2 separate regions of the Homo sapiens genome follow, and region 2 is linked to region 1. The links are chromatin loops, found by intact Hi-C in ENCODE. Cell type or tissue: psoas muscle. All regions are shown on one strand. Each heading gives the region's core, and the rest is flanking DNA. Links, peaks and the distances in the headings are about the cores only.

Evidence for each region. Peaks named below come from ENCODE experiments on the same cell type or tissue, not always from the same donor. Only the 100,000 strongest peaks of a DNase experiment are listed, where the experiment ranks them.
Region 2: it touches region 1 in a loop (2.9-fold over the local background); 61 of 110 quality-filtered maps call a loop at or near these places.

The regions. Positions count from the first base shown.
Region 1 is chr4:184,652,719-184,670,392 of GRCh38, reverse strand. It overlaps PRIMPOL (primase and DNA directed polymerase), which reads right to left. Exons shown (of 14, transcript NM_152683.4): 3 at 13,073-13,311; 4 at 10,956-11,053; 5 at 8,490-8,619; 6 at 4,329-4,476. The coding sequence starts at 13,252. Among named protein-coding and RNA genes, the nearest start is that of PRIMPOL, 12 kb to the right of the region's middle. In psoas muscle, for the core only: no CTCF peak of the experiment used is centred there; a DNase peak (open chromatin) is centred at 14,342; H3K27ac peaks cover 2,391 bases.
Region 2 is chr4:184,725,962-184,728,461 of GRCh38, reverse strand. All of the region lies in intron 3 of CENPU (centromere protein U), which reads left to right. Among named protein-coding and RNA genes, the nearest start is that of CENPU, 6.9 kb to the left of the region's middle. In psoas muscle, for the core only: no CTCF peak of the experiment used is centred there; no DNase peak of the experiment used is centred there.

The DNA.
Region 1 (17,674 bases), core at 13,231-15,730:
ATCACAACATATCAAAGGACAACAAAGCCATATAAACCTAAACTGATAAAGCTAATTTTCCTGAAAACTTAACATTGCAGCTACTTGACCCCAGACAATAAGGGAAGAGAATGCATGGTTGCAGAAATGGTGGCAATGGCAGTGCTGGGGAGGCCACAGGTCTTGGAACCCTGGCATGGAGCGACCATGGCCAGGACCATGACTGATGACTGTCACTAGCATCAACGCTAACACACTGGTCCAGCAAACCACACTGCTTTCTACTTCCCTTCCAGGATCTTATTGCCCCCAACCCTCATGAGGACAGGAACTATCTAATTTGCTGGAAATAACTCAAAAGACTAGTCAGTCATAGAAATTTCAGGTATGACAGCAAACTGGCAGAAGAGTATTTTTAGGCAGATCAAGATCTATGATCTCTTACATTTAACTGAATTCTCTTTTCTGAAAGGCTGACAATAGCAACTAGAAATGTCATCAAAAGACACACTAAAGGAAGAAACAAGGAAAAATTCTGAATTACTTCATATTCTCTGCACCTCTGGCTCTGGCAGCTCCTAATTCTAGGGGAAAGGGGCTGAGCTGGCAGCCCAGGAGAAGGCCTGATCGCATCTCTCTAGCCACACTAGACCATTCACTGTCCCCAAATGAGCCACGCACTCTTATCTCTATAGTTTTGCTTATGTTGTTCTGACTGTAAAGGCTTTCTTACCTTTGACTATACAATGAAATCTTACTGAAAGCCCAGATGAATGCCATCTGCTTTCAGAAGATACCTGTAGCAGAAACTGCTGGTACCTCACAAATTTCTATTCTCTCCTTCTTCCTGAGCAAGAGATTCTCAGCTTTCGGCCTGTGGCTAGTAGCCATGGAGCAGACGATGACCAGTACACGGCAAGCAAAGAAACAGCCTGTTTGGCACTCTGCCTCCACACCCTGACGGCAGTCCCTCCTCACTATTCACGCTTCATTTGGAAGGGATTTATTCAGATACCACTGGGCATGAAGGCCACACACTGCAGAAAGGCAGCGAGCACGGGGGCTGGAGTCAGAGACAGCTCAGTGTCTGTTTTGGCTTTGCCATCTGCCAGCTCTGTGACTTTGGTCAAATCTAAACCTTAACATTCCCCAGCTGCTTAACAGGAGTAACAACAGCACCTACCTTTTGGAGTTGCTGTAAGGAGTAAACAAGAAAATGAAACTAAGGACTTAGCACAGTGCCTGGCACATGTAACTGCTTAAAAAGCCTTTGTTGTGCAGCCTTAGGACAAGTCCCTAAAGGTATTTATTAATGCCTTCTGAATGAATGCACGAATGGTAAGGAGGACCAGGTGAACAGACCACATCGTGTCAGACAGCAGCATCAGCAAGTGCAAAGGCCCAAGCGCTACAGAAAATGTGGCCCATGATAGGAGCTGAATGAAAAGGGCAGGGTGGCGGGAGATGAGGCTGCCGACTTGTATTTATAATCGCTTTTAATAATTAATAATATTAGTAATTAATAATATTATTAGTAATATTATTGATAATGATATTTTTATTATGGGCTAAGCTCTGGAAATACCAAAGTAAGAAACAGTCCCTGCCCTAGAGAAACATTAAGTAGAATAGAGGAGATGACAAAGAAAACAGGAAATGACCTCAGGAAGTGGTAAATGCTTTGACACCATAAGCCCTGGACGTTCTCTGCAACCCAGAGGAACACTAATCCAAGTAAGGCTTAGGGTTTGAGATATGACAGAAACAGCTTCTCACATAGCTTGACGTCTACAGAATCCTAACAGGCCAGGTGAATCTGGAGGCACAACGGTTTAGACAGCAGCATCAAAAGGTTCAAAGGCCCATGGACTAGAGGAAATGTGGCCCAGGACAGGAGCTGAATGCAAAGGGCAGGGTGGCAGAAGATGAGGCTGGAGCACAGCGGGCCTCGCTTTGCAAGCTACGGCATCCATGCTTTTGCCTGAAGGCAGCGAATAATCACTGGAGGGTTTGAGGCACACAGGTGGCAGAATCAGCGCACTCTAGCCAGCTGACTGGCTAAGTAGGGCGAGAGGCACAGAGAGGGCAAGGATGATACCAACGTGTCTACTTGGGTAACTGGTGACACCACTCACTGATACACACATCACGGAGAAGATGTGACTCTGGGGAAGGATGAGGAGCTCAGCACAGGACATGCCAAGTTGGAACCATCTGTGTGGGGAGTGTTTAGAGGCAGTTGGCTGGATGGGTCTGACGTCTAGAACAATCTGGGCTGAAGATAAAGATTTCAGAGTCATCAACATAGATGCATATCAAAGCCATGATGGTGGCTGATCATCAAGGGTGAGGATAGAGTGGGAAGAGGGTCAAAGATGGACTCTACCATTACTAATATCTGAAGGATTGTGAGAAAACATTTTAAATGGTTCATTTTCAAGCCATGATAAATCTAAGTACCGGCAGCCAGCCTGCAAATGTAACAAACCACACGGCTCATGCACCTAGAAAGTCTTAATAAGTGAACAGAATGTAGAGGAGGGGTCAGCCCATAAAAAGGAAGAAAGTTTGTTATTGGAAAATCAAAACTCAAGTGGGGAAGGGGATGGGGTATAACCTTATAAGGGGGATAATGAAACTTAGGTGATGTCTGGAAAGATTGTTAACCCCATAGTACTCAGCCAATGAGGAACTGGGGGAGGGACTTGCGTGCTAGGAGATAAATTACCTGCTGTAACTGCCCTGAATGTGCCTGTCTACCAGACACCCAATCTTGTAAGGCCGTTATTAAAAGTCTCACTTTCGGCCAGGCACGGTGGCTCACGCCTGTAATCCCAGCACTTTGGGAGGCCAAGGCGGGCAGATCACAAGGTCAGGGGATCAAGACCATCCTGGCTAACCTGGTGAAACTCCGCCTCTACTAAAAATACAAAAACTTAGCCGGGCATGGTGGCACACGCCTGTAGTCTCAGCTACTCGGGAGGCTGAGGCAGGAGAATCGCTTGAACCCGGGAGGCGGAGGTTGCAGTGAGCCAAGAACGTGCCACTGCACTCCAGCCTGGGCGACAGAGCGAGACTCTGTCTCAAAAAAAAAGTCTCACTTTCACTGTTCTCCATGCCTCTAAGTCCATTCTTTGGGTTTGGATGGGTGACTGTGTTTCTCACAGGATGAGGGAGAGAGACTGAGAAGGAACGTCCAGCTGAGCTACCAGGAAACAGGCAGGTGACGAGAGCCTTGTGAAAACAGCATGCTGGGTCTCTGTGGCCACCTTCCCCTAATCCAGAAATCAGGTTCCTGGCTTTCATGCCAGTGCTTTAGTGACCATGTCCACGCCTTTTACTCTAGGTGGCCGTGAAACTCTAAGACGCTAGCAGCTCTGAACTGAATTACCTGTTACCTGAGCTTCAGTCAATCATCTGCTGTTTGGACTCTTGTCCCACCCCTGCTTTGATAAGCACTCAGGATTTGGCTTTTATTCAGACCTTCATATGGTGTTCCCATTCTAACTATGTGTTTCTCCTTTGGACTGACTTTGTTTTACACCTGGGCCCAGGCCTGAGATAAATAATCTGGTTTCACTTTCAGACTCGTACATCTAGAATTATCCCAACCCTGAAGCTCTGCCTGGAACAATAAACAAGCCATCTTTGATACGACCTGGGACCGAAGCCCCAAAGCAAGGCCGAAGCAAAGGTCAGAAATCCAGAAATGAGATTGCAGATAAGGCTTGAAATGGAAAGGCCTCTCATGCACTTTCCAGGAAACTGAAATAAATCATGTTGGAGCAGAAACCACTATCTGGACATGGATGGCCATCCCAGTATCTAGGATTAGAGATGCAAATGCCAAAGATGTCCTGAATAGGTTGATGTGTCTAGAACAGAAAGACAGGTCCAAAGCTAAGGGAACATCTTGAAAACATGAAGAAACACATTGCCATTATTTTTTTTGAGACAGGGTCTCACTCTGTTGCCTAGGCTGGAGTGCAGTGGTGTGATCCTGGCTTACTGCAACCTCTGCCTCCTGGGTTCAAGCAATCCTTGTGCCTCAGCATCCCGAGTAGCTGGGACTACAGGCATGCACCACCATGCCCGGCTAATTAGTAGAGACAGGGTTTTGCCAGCTTGGCCAGGCTGGTCTCAAACTCCTAGCCTCAAGTGAGCCGCCCACCATGGCCTCCCCAAGTGCTAGAATTGCAGGTGTGAGCCACTGCACTCAGCCTACATCGCATTTTTTAGGATAAGTTAATGACCATAAAACTTGATAAGTACACACAAAATTTTAAGAGGAATAAGAACATATGAGTTTTGAATACAACTCCATGATTTTTAAAAAGCCGTGTACTTACCAACATGAATATTATCTTTAAATGCCACATCATGGAGCTGAAATATTAAATGCCGGCTGAATTTTTCATCAGTGCTAGAATCCAAGTTCAAAACATCTTCAGCTGAGCAATTAACACCGTATAACTCTTGAAGTGCTTTACACACATACTAAAAACACAAGTAAAATGCAAATAATTTATATTTTTTGTTTTAAAATTTTTCTATAAGCAATAAGCATCTCTTTATATATCATCTATGAGTTAAAAAGTCATTAATTTCTGATCAGGCGTGGTGGCTCATGCCTGTAATCCCAGCACTTTGGGAGGCCAAGGCGGGCAGATTACTTGAAGTCAGAAGTTTGAGACCAGCCTAGCCAACATGGTAAAACCCAGTCTCTACTAAAACCATAAAAATTAGCCAGGCGTGGTGGCAGGTGTCTATAAGTCCCAGCTACTCAGGAGGCCGAGGCAGGAAGATCACCTGAACCCAGGAGGCGGAGATTGCAGTCAGCCAAGATGGTGCCACTGCACTCCAGTCTGGGTGACAGTGTGAGACTCCATCTCAAAAAAAAAAAAAAAAAAAGTCATTAATTCATTTTTTTTAATGGTTTTAATTACCAGAAAGTGTCTAGTTCATATTGAGCCTGACTCCAGCTCTAAGAATACAGCCTCTGAGACTACAAGGCACTGGGCATGAAGGCCATGCACAATAGAAAGGCAGCAAGCACGGGGGCTGGAGTCAGAGACAGGTCAGTGTCAGTTTTGGCTTTGCCATCTGCCAGCTCTATGGCTTTGGTCAAATCTAAACCTTAACATTTCCCAGCTGCTAAACAGGAATAATAATAGCAGCTACCTTTTGGAGTTGCTTTAAGGAATAAAAAAGAAAATGGAAATTTTTAGCACATGTAACTGCTTAAAAAAGCCTTGGTTGTGCAGCCTTAGGACAAGTCCCTAAAGCTTCAATTTTCTCATTTGCAAAATGAAGCTACTAAGAACTACCATGCAATATTATCTTGACATGAGCAAAAATGTTTATGAACTGCCGTCAGTTTAGATACCTCAAAGTTACGCAATAAACTGTATTTTTAATGATATTTTGGGATTCTTCTAACACCACACTGTCCTCATGCCCTCTGGCTTTACTCTTCTGTAAATTCTTTCTCAGAGAGGGCTTCCTTGATTTCCCTCTCTACATCAAATTCCCCCTACATACTCTTTTTCTCTTTATAGACTTACAATTTTAGGTTGATTTATGTGATTAGTTTGACATGTTTCCTCTGTATTACAGGGGCTCTTCCTCCATATTTGTTCTCTCCCTCTGTAGAAGCAGAATCCCAATTTTTTAGCTAGATTGGAGGCCATCCAGAACAAAGACTACATTTCCCAGGCTCCTCTACAGCAGGGTGTGGCTGCTAAGTCTGGCCAATGGGACGTGAGAAGGAAAGTATGCCACTTCTAAGTGATCCTCTAACAGGCAAAGGGCGTACCGTCCCCTTCTCCATTTGTACTGACTAGAATGCAGACACAGTGGTATGAGCCATCTTGGACAATGGAAGAAGGCAACATCTTAGGGACAGCAAAGCAACAAGCCTAGTCCCTAACAGTACGGAGCCACATTAGATATTACTTGGGGGAGAAATAGGTTTCTGTCTTGTTTAAGCCAGTTTAATTTTGGGTCTTTATTATGGCAGCTAAATCTATCCTAACGTATTATCCTCCATTAGACTACAAAGTGTATGCCATCAGACATTATGTCTCTTTGACTTACCACTTGGTAATCCTAGTGCCTGGGCACAGTGCCTGACACTTAGTAGGGACTAAAAACTATTTGATGAATGAAGTCGACTTCTGTACTTTCGGAGCTACAGAGAATAAATTTAGTGATGCTTTAGGTAGGACAAGTAATCATATTCTCCTAAATTCTATTTCCCAAGATTAACTTTAATTAAAACTTTAAGTTACTTAAATAATTAAATTATAAAATCCAGAAGTTAAACTTACATGAGTGGACAATGTTGCCCTGAAATGTGGTCCTAATAAAATACATTAGCACCAGAATTCATTCTAACTGTGGAGAAGGGGCTTATTGAAATGTGTCAGTTTAGCCACTGAACCACAGGGTATTTTACATTATCACCAATTATTATTAACCATCTGCTAAATTAGCATAAGAGCTAACCTAATTATGCCTCCTCACAGTAAGACTCAAAGGAAAAAGTACTTACTGGATTATAAACTTATTGCATACAAAGTAACCAATAAATGAAATTAATTTCAATGTAATCATTATAAAAAGCATTATATTAAGTAAAGTAATCCAATGAGAACTGTTCTATCAACATGGTAAACATGTTAAATAAAAATGCTGTATAATTTTGAACTTCGATTTCTACAGTTTCTTCCAACAGTTTTGCTGATGCAGAAGATTAGCTGCTCAAGACTCATTTGGATAAAGTAGTATAAAGAATAAGGAGAAAAAAATTCTAAACACCTACATGGTCTTTGCCATACCAGTGTTTATTAATATGTGTTACAAATGAAATTTGCTCCAGTGTTCATTTCATTAGAAATATTTCTAGTTTCTAATGCAATGTGGTACTTCTTTGCTAATATGCAATGTTAAGTGGCAGTGAAAATCTCTGAATCGAGGTTCCTTGTAGCCCATGGAGAAACTACACAAGAAATCTTACTTTAGACTGTAGAAGAAAGTCAATACTTATGAATTACTAAAAACATAATTAGGCCAGGCACAATGGCTCGCGCCTATAATCCCAGCACTTTGGGAGGCGGAGATGGGTGTATCACTTGAGGCCAGGAGTTCAAGAACAGCCTGGCCAACATGGCAAAACCCTATCTCTACTAAAAATACAAAAATTAGCCAGGTATGGTGGCACACACCTGTAATCCCAGCTACTCGGGAGGCTGAGGCAGGAGAACTGCTTGAACCTGGGAGGCAGAGATTGCAGTGAGCTGAGATCACACCACTGCACTCCAGTCTGGGTGACAGAGCTAGACTCTGTCTCAGAAATAATAATAATAATAATAATAATAATAATAATAATAATAAAGGTTTAAAATTAAACAGAATTTACCAGCTGTAATGAAATAAGCATCTAAATTTATTTTTAAGGGTTCAATGGCTATTTGAAGAAAAATATAATTTGGGGTTTTTTTTGGGGGTGGTGGGGGACTTTATATATATTTCTTCTGCTTCAAAGCCAGGATAAAGCTAACATTCTATATATTTTTTAAATAGCATTCACATACATTTTCACAAAGATTTAAAATCAAGCATGTAGAGGTCCAACAGAGAATACTAGCAGATATTCTTTATCAAAAACATTTTAATCTGGATATATTTTAAAAGTTATAAAATGGGTAATCTATAACATTATTATTCAGTTAACATTTAAAAGAAAAATAGCTAGTCAGTAAGTGTCAGTACCTACACTTAGGCTGAATAATAGTCAATACAATTTTAACACAACTTCCTGTGATACAATCTGAAAATTTTTTTTGAAATAATCCTAATAGAACTTAGCTGCACAAGTCCATGCTATTCCTTTTATTAGTAACTTCCTGGTTGACACAGCTAAATCAAAAATAAAGAACTACAGTATTTTTTCTCTTAGTTAAAAATAGTAACTATATTTTTAGACAAGATTTTACCATTACTAGCTGTAGGACCTTGAATAGGAATTAGTTTCGTCTGGGCCTTAATTTCCTCATTTTGAAAGGGACAAGATAAGATGATTTCCAAAATTCCTGCAAGCTTGAAAATTCTAATACTATTTGTAGTCAGTGTTCTTGAGGTTCATCTCAGTACCCAATTTTTACAGTAAAAATTATTTTGCCTGGTTTTACCAAAGTCAGCTATTCGTAATGGAAGTCAGAGAATTAATATATAATTTTAAAATATAGAAAATTTTCAAACTGACATCTTTTTCAAAGCATTTTTTTTACCAGACAGCAAAATTGCAAACTATATGAACACAAATTGAACTTTCCTTCCTTTTCACAGTTTACTCATACAAGTAATATTAAAAAATCCTAAAGTCAAAAGGAAGAGTAGCAAGAAAAAGAAGAGATACAGAACCTACTATTATGTAGGCTGAATTCACTGAATGAATAAGCCAATGAAGAGATGGATAGAAATAAGAAAAACTTGAGTTGGCCATTTACCTCAATGAGTAATGCAACCATCTTTTTCCCATCAGCTCCTGGGTTGGCAGGTTTGTTAAATTCCAAATCAAAATAAAGCTTGCACACAGCATTTTCAGGAATAACTTCATAGCAGTGTAAGAGATTTTTTCTAAATTGAATAATTCAAGATTGTTAAATTGATATATTATACCTTTATTGATTGATTGATTGACTGACTGAGACTGAGTCAGCTCTGTTGCCCAGGCTGGACTGCAGTGGTGTGATCTCGGTTCACTGCAACCTCCTCCTCCTGGGTTCAAGCGATTCTCCTGCCTCAGCCTCCCGAGTAGCTGGGACTACAGGCACACGCCACCACGCCTGGTTAATTTTTGCATTTTTAGTAGACAGGGTTTACGCCATGTTGGCCAGGCTGATCTTGAACTCCTGGCTTCAAGTGATCCACCTGCCTCAGCCTCCCAAAGTGCTGGGATTACAGACATGAGCCACCACGCCCAGCCTCTATCTTATACCTTTTAAATCATGGCAGTCTATCTTACATTGCAAGTACTGTGTTAACTGTGCTTTCACTACATACAAGTATGAAATAAGAACATGATAAAATGAACTGTTCACCATAGGTTTATGGCTCATCTTATCAAGGGTTTCCATCAAGCAAAATGCAACAATTATATCCTGTAACATTATTTAACTAGAAAATACAGTCAATCTTACAGTGTTATTTATTCACAGATGAGTTTGATATTGTGTAATACCTCTATATTTGTTTTTAGTGTCACCATGAAACAAATTTTCTTTGAAAAAAAATGTTCTTTTCAGGATTCCATATTCTTGGGATTCCATGAATTTTCCATGAGAATTTTTAAATTCTGTATTTTCATTGGAAGATAATATTTTAAAAATTGCTTAAAAAATTCTGAATCACCTGACTTTGATAAGCTCCCAACGCTCATGTTTGCAGTTACATTCTTTCTGGCATTAAGAGGAATGACTTTGACATGGGTTAAATAGGGAGAGATGCTGACTTAATTTGCAAATGATAATTTGGGCTAAGTGATATTCAGATGGCATCCTATACAAATTAAGGACTTCTAGTAATTTGAAGAGGGAAAAGTTATGTGAAAATTGTATCATCAGGTGGTACAGGTAGTGGAGGAACTCAACACACACATACACATACATACATACACACCCTGTAGCAGTCAGTTCCATATTTACATGGGAAGATGAGACTGAGTTTCAGCAAAACATCTGTCACATTGTCTTAATGATTTTCATTCAACTCTAACTGGTGTTGCATGTATATCAACATAAATAAATCCAGTTTCATATTTGAAGCTACTTAGCAACATTTGAATAAAAGTATTCTAAATCAATATAGGGCATGCTAACAATTTACTCTCCTTTTCCACACATTACTCAAGTCTGAGAAATACTTGAATACGGCTGGGTGCGGTGGCTCATGCTGGTAATCCCAGCACTTTGGGAGGCCGAGGCAGGCAGATCATCTGAGGTCAGGAGCTCGAGAGCAGCCTGACCAATATAATGAAATCCCGTCTCTACTAAAAATACAAAAATTAGCCAGGCGTGGTGGCAGGCACCTGTAATCCCAGCTACTTGGGAGACTGAGACAGGAGAATTGCTTGAACTCAGGGAGGTTGCAGTGAGCTGAGATTGTGCCACTGTACTCCAGCCTGGGCAACAAGAGTGAAACTGTCTCAAAAAAAATTTTTTAAATTAAAAAAAAGAAAGAAAAAAAAAAAGAAATACTTGAATAGATCACTCAGTCAAAATAAAGCTAATAAGCCAGGTACAGTGGCTCACACCTGTAATCCCAACACTTTGGGAGGCCGAGGTGGGTGGATTACCTGAGGTCAGGAGTTCAAGATCAGCCTGGTCAACATGGTGAAACCCCGTCTCTACTAAAAACATAAAAATGAGCCAGGCATGGTGGTGGGCACCTGTAATCCCAGCAACTCGGGAGCCTGAGGCAGAACAACGACTTGCACTCGGGAGGCAGAGGCTGCAGTGAGCCGAGACCATGGCACTGCAGACCAGTCTGGGCAACAAGAGTAAAACTCCATCTCAAAAAAATTAAAAAATTAAAACTAAAGCTAATAACAAATAATTTAAAATAGTAATAATAAAGTCAAGATAAAGCAGATATTTCATTACTAGGTAAGTAACATAAATATTCCTTTGTGATTAATAGTATAATTTAATACCTGTTTGCAAAAGAGAAATTTCAAAACTCCCTTTGAGTACACGCATATATTCGTGTATGTGCATGATTATTTTCTCCCAGCACCTGGTGAGATACTCAAGCATTGCTATGACAAGAAAACTCCAGAATTCAATTCTAAGAGCAACTAATAGTGTGGTCACGAACTGTGGAAGCCAATTCAGCCTGAACTAATTTCACCAAAATTCCTAGGCAAAGGAAATGGAACTCTAGCTTAATGTGTGGTTCTGCTGCATGCTACCTACCTGGATTTATAGTAAAACCAAAATTCAGCATAGGTTGTCACAAGGTAAATACGTTGTCCATCTCCTACTTTGCATTCCAAAGCAAATACATGAACGTCCTGCATAAAATCAAAAAAGAATTCAGAAAAATTCACAAAATGCAAACCTAAACTCAACTGTAGCTACTGAATGTTCATAAAGAATTTTTCATTCAAGTTTTCAGAAACTGTAATTTGAACATTTGTATTATTAAAAACAAGACAAATAGTCACTAGGTTTATGCCATTCAAAATCTAATTATACCTATTTTTTAATCATTCATACAAAAGGTGAAAACAATTAGAATATGCAGACCAAAGAGAAAAAAGGAGAGAAACCACTCTTAAAAATATTACTTGTATGACTTCCTATGATAGTTTTATTTCTTAGTTTATGAAATTAAACTTATTTTTCAAAACTACTTATTATTATAAATGATTTGGGCTAAAATTGATTAGTAAATTCCCCAGTACATAAAAAAATGTATGTAGGAGCCTTTTTTTTTTTTTTTTGAAACAGAGTCTTGCTCTGTTGCCCAGGCCGGAGTGCAGTGGCGTGATCTCGACTCACTGCAACCTCTGTCTCCCAGGTTTAAGCGATTCTCCTGCCTCAGCCTCCCAAGTAGCTGGGATTACAGGTGCCCACCACCACGCCCGATTAATTTTTTGTATTTTTAGTAGAGACGAGGTTTCACCATGCTGGGCAGGCTGGTCTCGAACTCCTGACCTCAAAGTGATCTGCCTGCCTCAGCCTCCTAAAGTGCTGGGATTACAGGCATGAGCCACCGCACCCAGCCGGAACCATTTTTTTAAAGGTTAATTACTGCGGTAGTTGTTTAAATATAACTGCTCATGCCTCCTGCCATAAGGGTTCTTCTAATAGAGGAATACATCCACAAGTTCTTTTGTTTCCTCTTAGCTAAAGGTAGCTGGTGAGCATATTTTTCTTTTCATGAGTGAAAAATCACAGGACTCAGTTGCTTAACCCTAACAAAAACCTTTTTGAAATAAATTTTATAGACTGGTGATTAGCAAGTCCAACAAGCATACCCCTATCTATATCTTTTTAAAATTCAAGTTCAAATGAATCTGTCAGTATTTTAATTTCTGCTGCTTGAATTAGGTTTACCCAAAATGCCTAAGAAAGGTATTTCTTAAACCATTCTCATGAGATTTGAGTAAGCCTACCCTTACTAGAGAAAGAGAGGTCCTTCTAAAACTTCCAGCACTTGGAGATTTTATACAGCAACAGTGATCAGACTCACAGCACACTTATGCTATCATATAAGCATCTTATCGTTTCTTTCATATTTCTTTACATTCCCCACAGTGCCCCAAAAAAAAAAAAGAATGTGCAATACACATCTGTTGCTTGATTTAGTGATATTTATTTATTTATTTATTTATTTATTTATTTATTTATTTTTGAGATGGAGTTTCGCTCTTGTTGCCCAGGCTGGAGTGCAATGGCGCGATCTCGGCTCACAGCAAACTCCGCCTTCCGGGTTCAAGCCATTCTCCTGCCTCAGCCTTGGGAGTAGCTGGGATTACAGGCATACGCCACCACACCCGGCTAATTTTGTATTTATAGTAGAGACAGGGTTTCTCCATGTTGGTGAGGCTGGTCTCAAACTCCGGACCTCAGGTGATCCACCCGTCTCGGCCTCCCAAAGTGCTGGGATTACAGGCATGAGCCACCTCGCCCGGCCAGTGATTTTTATTTTTCAGCACCATGTTCTTTGAAAGGCTGACACTTCTTTCTCCTACTTGCTTACTGTGTTGAAATAAATATGGTTCCCCTCCCTCTAAGCATAAAGCTTCATTTAAATATCATCACAATTTTTAAAAACTAATTGGTACTAGATGTGTCATTCTTTTTCATTACTAATATAAATTAAATGGTTAATGATTCACAGGAATATTTTTCCTAAATCACATGCCATTAAGATTGCCATTAAATTTTCTTGGTAGAATACATGGCCTGAAATGAAGACAAATAATAGACTTTTTTTTTTAAAGAACTGAAATTATAATGAAGAAGAAGAAGAAAGAAGAGGAAGTGGAAGAGGAGGAAGAAGAAGAGGAGGAGGAGGAAATTACTTCTTTACAGCTTTTAACAAAATTAAAAGCTTGAGCTTGTCGATGAAATAGTCTCCAGATGGAGGGTGGTTCTTCTGGCTTGGACAATCTTGGTCTATACACTGAGGACAACGGTTTCCTCTCATAATGAGATGCTCGTTCTTCAATTTGCTTCAGTTTTGCTTCCCATTTTCTATTCATTGGTTCAGAAGTGTGGAGAGAATAAATCCTATCCCACGTAATATTTCTATCAATTACTACTAAAACAAACAACAAACAAAAAGGCCATTAATTTCTTTGTTTAGAATATATTTTGTTTGATAAAGTTTCAAAACTCACTTCCTGACACTTATTTTCTTGTTTATTCTTTGCATGAAGTTTTACCACAGAATGAGAGCAAGGCTGGTTATCAGAAATTCTTAGATCCTGGTTCTTCATCTAATGGTATTATGACCTTGGACAGGTTAATGAAGCGCCCTGAATCTTAGTTTAATCAACTGAAAAATGGGAATCAATATCATCTTGAGTACTTTATATACTTAGCTTGAAGATAAATGTGGTAAGACATAAGCAATCTCTAAATTACAAAGCCTCATGTAAATATATGTGCTTTTTGTATCACTGTGGTTTTTACTATAACCATTTTATTGTATCACGTGCTATGACCTTGTCCACCCATTCTTGTGCTATTATTTCTCAGTGTAGAATTCATTTCTAGATACCAATGTACAGCTCTTAGTTCCCTTTTCCTCTGTTTCTGTCCATGTCTCCTCTTCTCTCTCAACACAACTTTTAGTTGGGCTAGTTTTGGATGTCTGTAGTAATGGATGATTTTTCTTTCTATATAATACTTCCATGTCAACCACGCCAGAGTAAGGGGGCCAGGCAATAATTTTCCAATTTGGGATTATAATTCATTTACAAAAGAAAAAGAATAGGTTTTTAGAAGAGTGGGAAAACTTTCACTCTAGATTAAAAACAGCCAAATCAGCCACAAACCCCTTGCCATTTTTCCCATCAAGAGATGGCACCTAAACTCACTCTCGTACTGACTCTCAGCTTGGCCATATGACTTGTTTTGGGCCAACATCACATTGACAAAAGTGAAGCAAGCAGAGGTTTAACGAGTGCCTTTGCAGCAGACTTGGTTATCCCAGAGTCCTGCCCTGAGATTGCCATGCCATAACTCTAGCCTCATAGAGGATGAAAGCCCACATGGAAAAGAACCAAGGAATTGCAGCCAACAGCCAGCATAAGCAGTCTGATATGTGAGCTGGGCCATTCCGGACATCCAGCCGTCATCTGAATTCAACGCATTAGTAAGCCTGAGTCCCAGAGAGACCTATCAAACTGCCCAGCCAACCCACAGAGCTATAAGAAAAAAATAAATTTGGTTGTTTTGTCTTTTTTAAGCCAGTAAGTTTGGGGCTGGCTTTGACATAGAAATAGGTAATTAATAGAGTTCCTCTCTTCATTAATATCATCTCTGCCATAATTTACCTATGTGGAAAACAGATATATTGGGGCTTTTTTGAAGTGAAATAATATGTACTAAATCATTTAACAGTGAAGTCCTATTTCTTTGGTAACACATTTGTGCTTATTGAGTTGATAAACATTGTCTTGAATTTTAGCAGAAAACTTTGCAGCAACACAAACTCATTGGCAAATGAGTATTTCCTGGAAGGAAAACCAGAATCTCCCTAAAAGATTAAGAAAGGGGGCCAGGCGCGGTGGCTCCTGCCTGTATTCCCAGCACTTTGGGACGCTGAGGCGGGTGGATCATGAGGTCATGAGTTCGAGACCAGCCTGACCAAGATGGTGAAACCCCGTCTCTACTAAAAATACAAAAATTAGCTGGGCATGGTGGTGGGCACCTATAATCCCAACTACTCGGGAGGCTGAGGCAAGAGAATAGTTTGAACCAGGAGTGGAGGTGCCAGTGAGCCGAGATCGCACCACTGCACTCCAGCCTGGGTGACAGGGCAAGACTCCATCTCAAAAAAAAAAAAAAAAAGATTACGAGAGGGTAGACCAGGCGCCGTGGTTCATGCCTGTAATCCCAGCACTTTGGGAGGCAGAGGAGGGCGGATTACCTGAGGTCAGGAGTTCGAGACCAGCCTGACCAATATGGTGAAACCCCGTCTCTACTAAAAATACAAAAATTAGCCAGGCGTGGTGGCGGGCACCTGTAATCCCAAATACTTGGGAGGCTGAGACAGGAAAATTGCTTGAACCCAGGAGGCAGAGATTGCAGTGAGCTGAAATTATGACACTGCACTCTAGCCTCCTGAGTAGCTGGGACTACTCCATCTCAAAAGAAAAGAAAAAAAAAAGGGATAGTACATCATGACCTTGTTAGAAAAAAAACAAAGGCATATTATCCGCAGATTTCAAATTTGACATCAATCGTAACAGACCTAAGAAAGATATTCTCTCAGAGTTATACCTAATCCACATATAAAGTATATACTAGGAAACAGAAATATAATTCTAAAGGTACTAACATAAATTTCATAACAGGTATGCTTAGGGAAAATATCAATTCACTGGATGGAGGAGATGAAGCAATTTTTTTAAAAACTGCTTCAGCCGGGCGCGGTGGCTCACGCTTGTAATCCCAGCACTTTCGGAGGCCAAGGCAGGCGGATCACAAGGTCAGGAGATCGAGACCATCCTGGCTAACACAGTGAAACCCTGTCTCTACTAAAAATACAAAACAAATTAGCTGGGCGTGGTGGTGGGTGCCTGTAGTCCCAGCTACTCAGGAGGCTGAGGCAGGAGAATGGCGTGAACCCGGGAGGCAGAGCTTGCAGTGAGCCAAGATCGTGCCACTGCACTCTAGCCTGGGCAACGGAGCGAGACTCTGTCTCAAAAAAAAAAAAAAACTGCTTTAACTTGTCAATACAAAGTGATATGGCTCCTTATTGCTAGATTCTGAGTATTCAGTTACTTTGATCTGCTTCACGTGCAGCTAAAAATCTGCTATACTTAGATAAACCTAATTGAGAAACTGACTTTCTATCATGAAGTTTATTAACTTTTAACAAAGTCCATTGATTATTAGTGAAGAAAATAAATACAGAATGCAATCACATCTGAATCTAGCTAGTATCTACCAATAACTGACTACAAATGACTATGTGGATATTCGTACTTCGTGACACTGAAATTTTATCATGAAAAATTGTTTGATTTTGTAAAAGTCTTGGTAGGACCACGGGAGTATGTCATACAGGAACATCATGGAGTCACAATGAAAAAACAGCTTAAGACTCACTGAACTGGGGAAACCATGAGCATCAACAGAAGAAGAAAGAGAAGTTCAGTATATGTCATGCCCCCTTCATATCTGCACAGCTTGAAAATTTTAACAGCTGGGTTGAGCATCAGAAGACAACTGGGGCTTGGTGTAGTCCAGCAGGAGGGTTGAATTACAAAAAGCAAAGGAAATGGAGAACAGTAAGGCATCTGGCATTCTGGTTTGGGACTATCACATTCCTCATCCCTCCCCTCTGGGGGAATATGTCACCATATTAGAAATGCTTTTCATTCCCGGTGGTGAAAGAGTGTTGTCTTTCTTTTACATAATTGTGTATCAAAGCTCCTTTCCACTCAGGGACTGTAACTATTTTTGGTAAGTTTCCAAGTTCCGAAGGAAAACTTTTATTGTATTTTAAAAGATTGGGCTCCGCCCGGTGCAGTGGCTTGCACCTGTAATCCCAGCACTTTGGGAGGCCCAGGCGGGTGGACCACAAGGTCAGGAGTTCGAGACCAGCCTGGCCAACATGGTGAAACCCCATCTCTACTAAAAAACAAAATAAAAGATTGGGCTCAAAGAGTTTCTATTATTTAATTCTTAACATTGCACAGAATGTTTGTTTAACCATGTTTGATTATTTAAGCATGGTTGATACTGATCTTTCAACCAAAGGGGGTCAAGCTAGAAAAAAGGCTATGTTAGTTCTTTTCGAGTAACTATAGTGGGAGAAGAGGCAGCAGGGATGGAAGGGGAGAGATGACGCAGACCTAAGTAGCCCCAGCTTCCCTGCGTTTATGCCCAGCCTTGCCCAGCTGTGACACTTGATGGTCTGGATTCCAGGAGCAGCTGAAGGAGGGGGCACATGCTTCCTATTTACCAGTTTCTGGGGGGACCTGAAGCCAGCCTGGCCATGGTTCTTCCTAGCCTAGTTCTCTCAGTTTCTTTCTTTCTCACCTACCTACCTTCCTTCCTTCCTTCTTCTTTCCCTCCTTCCTTCCCTTCTTTCCTTCCTTCCTTCCCTTCTTCCTTCCTTCCTTCCTCCCTCCCTCTTCTTTCCCTTCTTTCCTTCCTTCCTTCCCTTCTTCCTTCCTTCCTTCCTCCCTCCCTCTTCTTTCCCTTCTTTCCTTCCTTCCTTCCCTTCTTCCTTCCTTCCTTTCTCCCTTCCCTCCTTCCTCCCTCCCTCCCTTCTTTCCCTTCTTTCCTTCCTTCCTCCCTCCTTTTCTTTTTTCTTTTTTTCTCATCACTGGTCAATTCCTATTCCCCAACTCCAAATTCTCCCTCTACCCTGAGATTAGATTCATCAGTATTTTGCATTTTCTGCCAATACTCTAGTTCTATGATTTGGTAATATCCTGGTATTT
Region 2 (2,500 bases), core at 1-2,500, 71 kb before region 1:
GCCAGGAGTGTGTGAGTTGTCAGGGTGGGCTGCTTGTGTCACTGGGCACTCCAGAAGCCAGAAATGACAGAGAAAATGCCATGTGTCCCCACATCTAGAACTGCAGTAGTCAGGCATTTTTGCTGGAATAAGTTTTAAGAGAATTTTGAAGGCTTTTGGTTTAATTTTTTGTTTAAAGAAAATATTATACATTTTATAAGGTGAAATGTATTCACCAGAATAATGTCTTTTATTATGACTTGATAAAAATGTCCTATTTGTCTAAAATCTAAATCTAAAAGATCTGAACCTAAAACCCCATAATTTTAAAAATGGAAATGAATTCACATACCATAAAATTCACCCTTTTAAGGTGTACATGTCATTGGTTTTTAATTTATTCACAAGGTTGTACAACCGTCTGCATTATCTAATTCCAGAAAATTGTTATCCTGTAGAGAACCCTGTACCCATGAGTGGTCACTCCCTCTTCCCCCTTCCTTCAAGCCCCTGGCAGCCATGAATCTCCTTCCTGTCTCTACAGATTTGCCATTTCTGGACATATCAGTGGAATCCTAGACTCTGGTCCTTTGTGACTGGCTTCTTTTACTTAGTTTTCAGGGTTTGTCCATGTTGTAACGTGTATCTACCTCATTCCTGTAAGTTTTTATAGCTCAGTGATACTCCATTGTTTGGATATACCGCAGCTTGTTACCCATTTATCAGTTACATTTGGGTGGTTTCTATTTTTTGGCCACTGTGAATAATACTGCTGTGAACATTTGTGTAAGAGTTTTTGTGTGGACTTTTTTCACTTCTCTTGGGCATATAGTGGGAGCAGAATTGCTGAGTCCTATGGTAATTCTATTTTTAACTTTTTGAGGAACTGTTTTACAAAGCGGCTGCACCACTTTACAATTCCATGGCAGTATATGAGAGTTCCCGTTTCTGCACACCTTCACCAAAACTTACTGAGTTTTTTATTCTAGCCATCCCAGCACCTCATTGTGGGTGTGAGTGTGTGTATGGGGTATGGGTGGTAAAATATAGTTTACCATATTAACCTTTTTTAAGTGTATTAACTCTGTAGCAGATAAATACATTCACGTTGTTGTGCAACCATCATCACCATCCATCTCCAGAACTTTTTCATCTTTCCTAACTGAAATGCTCCACCTATTAAACAACTTCCCATTCTTCCCTCCCCTCAACTCCTGGCAACCATCATTCTGTTTTCTAGGAATCTGATGTAAAAGGAAACATAGAATAGTTGGTTCTTTGGTAACTGGCTTATTTCATTTAGCATAATGTCTTCAAGGTTTATCTGTGTTGTAGCCTGAGTCAGAAATTTTTTTTTTTTTTTTTTGGAGACGAAGTCTTCCTCTGTCACCTAGGCTGAAGTGCAGTGGCGCGATCTCGGCTCACTGCAACCTCCACCTCCTGGGTTCAAGCAATTCTCCCTGCCTCAGCTTCCCGAGTGGCTGGGATTCCAGGCGCCCCCCCCCCCCACCCCCCAGGACCACCACCACCACGCCTGGCTAATTTTTGTATTTTTCAGTAGCGATGGGGCTTTGCCATATTGGCCAGGCTGGTGTTGAACCCTTGACCTCAGGTGGTCCACCTGCCTCGGCCTCCCAAAGTGCTGGGATTACAGACGTGAGCCACTGCGCCCAGCCAGAATTTCCTTTTTAAGCTGAAGAACAGTCTGTATGTACCACATTTTATTTTTATCTACTCATCTGTTAATGGACCCTTGGGTTACTTCTGCTTTTTGACTGTGAATAATTCTGCTATTAATACTAACATGAGTGTATCAATATCTGTTTGAGTCCCTGCTTTCTCCTCTTTTGGACATTTACCCAGAAATGGAATTGCTGGATCATATATATTTTATATTTTCAGGAATCACCATTTCCACAGTGCCTGTGTTCCCACCAGCAGGGCCCAAGGGTTTCAGTTTCTCCACATCCTTGCCTACACTTGCTATTTTCTGGGTGTTTGTTTGGGTGTGAAGTACTATCTCACTGTGGTTTTGATTTGTATTTCCCTAATTACTAATGGTGTTCAGCACCTTTTCCGTGTACTTATGGCTGACCATTTGCTTTTTTTTTCCCTTTGACCTTCTTATGTATGATTATTGGCCATTTGTATATTCTTTGAAGAAGTTTCTGTTCACCCTTTGCCCGTTTTTAAATTGGATTATTTGTCTTTTTATTATGAAGTTGTAAGAATCCAGTTTATGTGAGTGGTTATCTGTGGACGTTTGGGATTGTTCTATTTCTTTTTTCCCCCCTTGTTATTCACAGCAATAGAGTAAATAAATCCCTTTGCCTCGTGGAGGGCAATACAAAGTATACTACTAACTTAAAAATTGTGCAGTTGATATGTTCATTATTTAAGCAGCTGTTTAGTTGAAAAAATGTTGAAGTTTGCACTGTCATGCTAAACTTTGAGCATGAAGAAATGGTTGCTTGGCTCTTACCAGGCCCCCTTACAGCAGTTCAGCTCTGTCACCACTGGC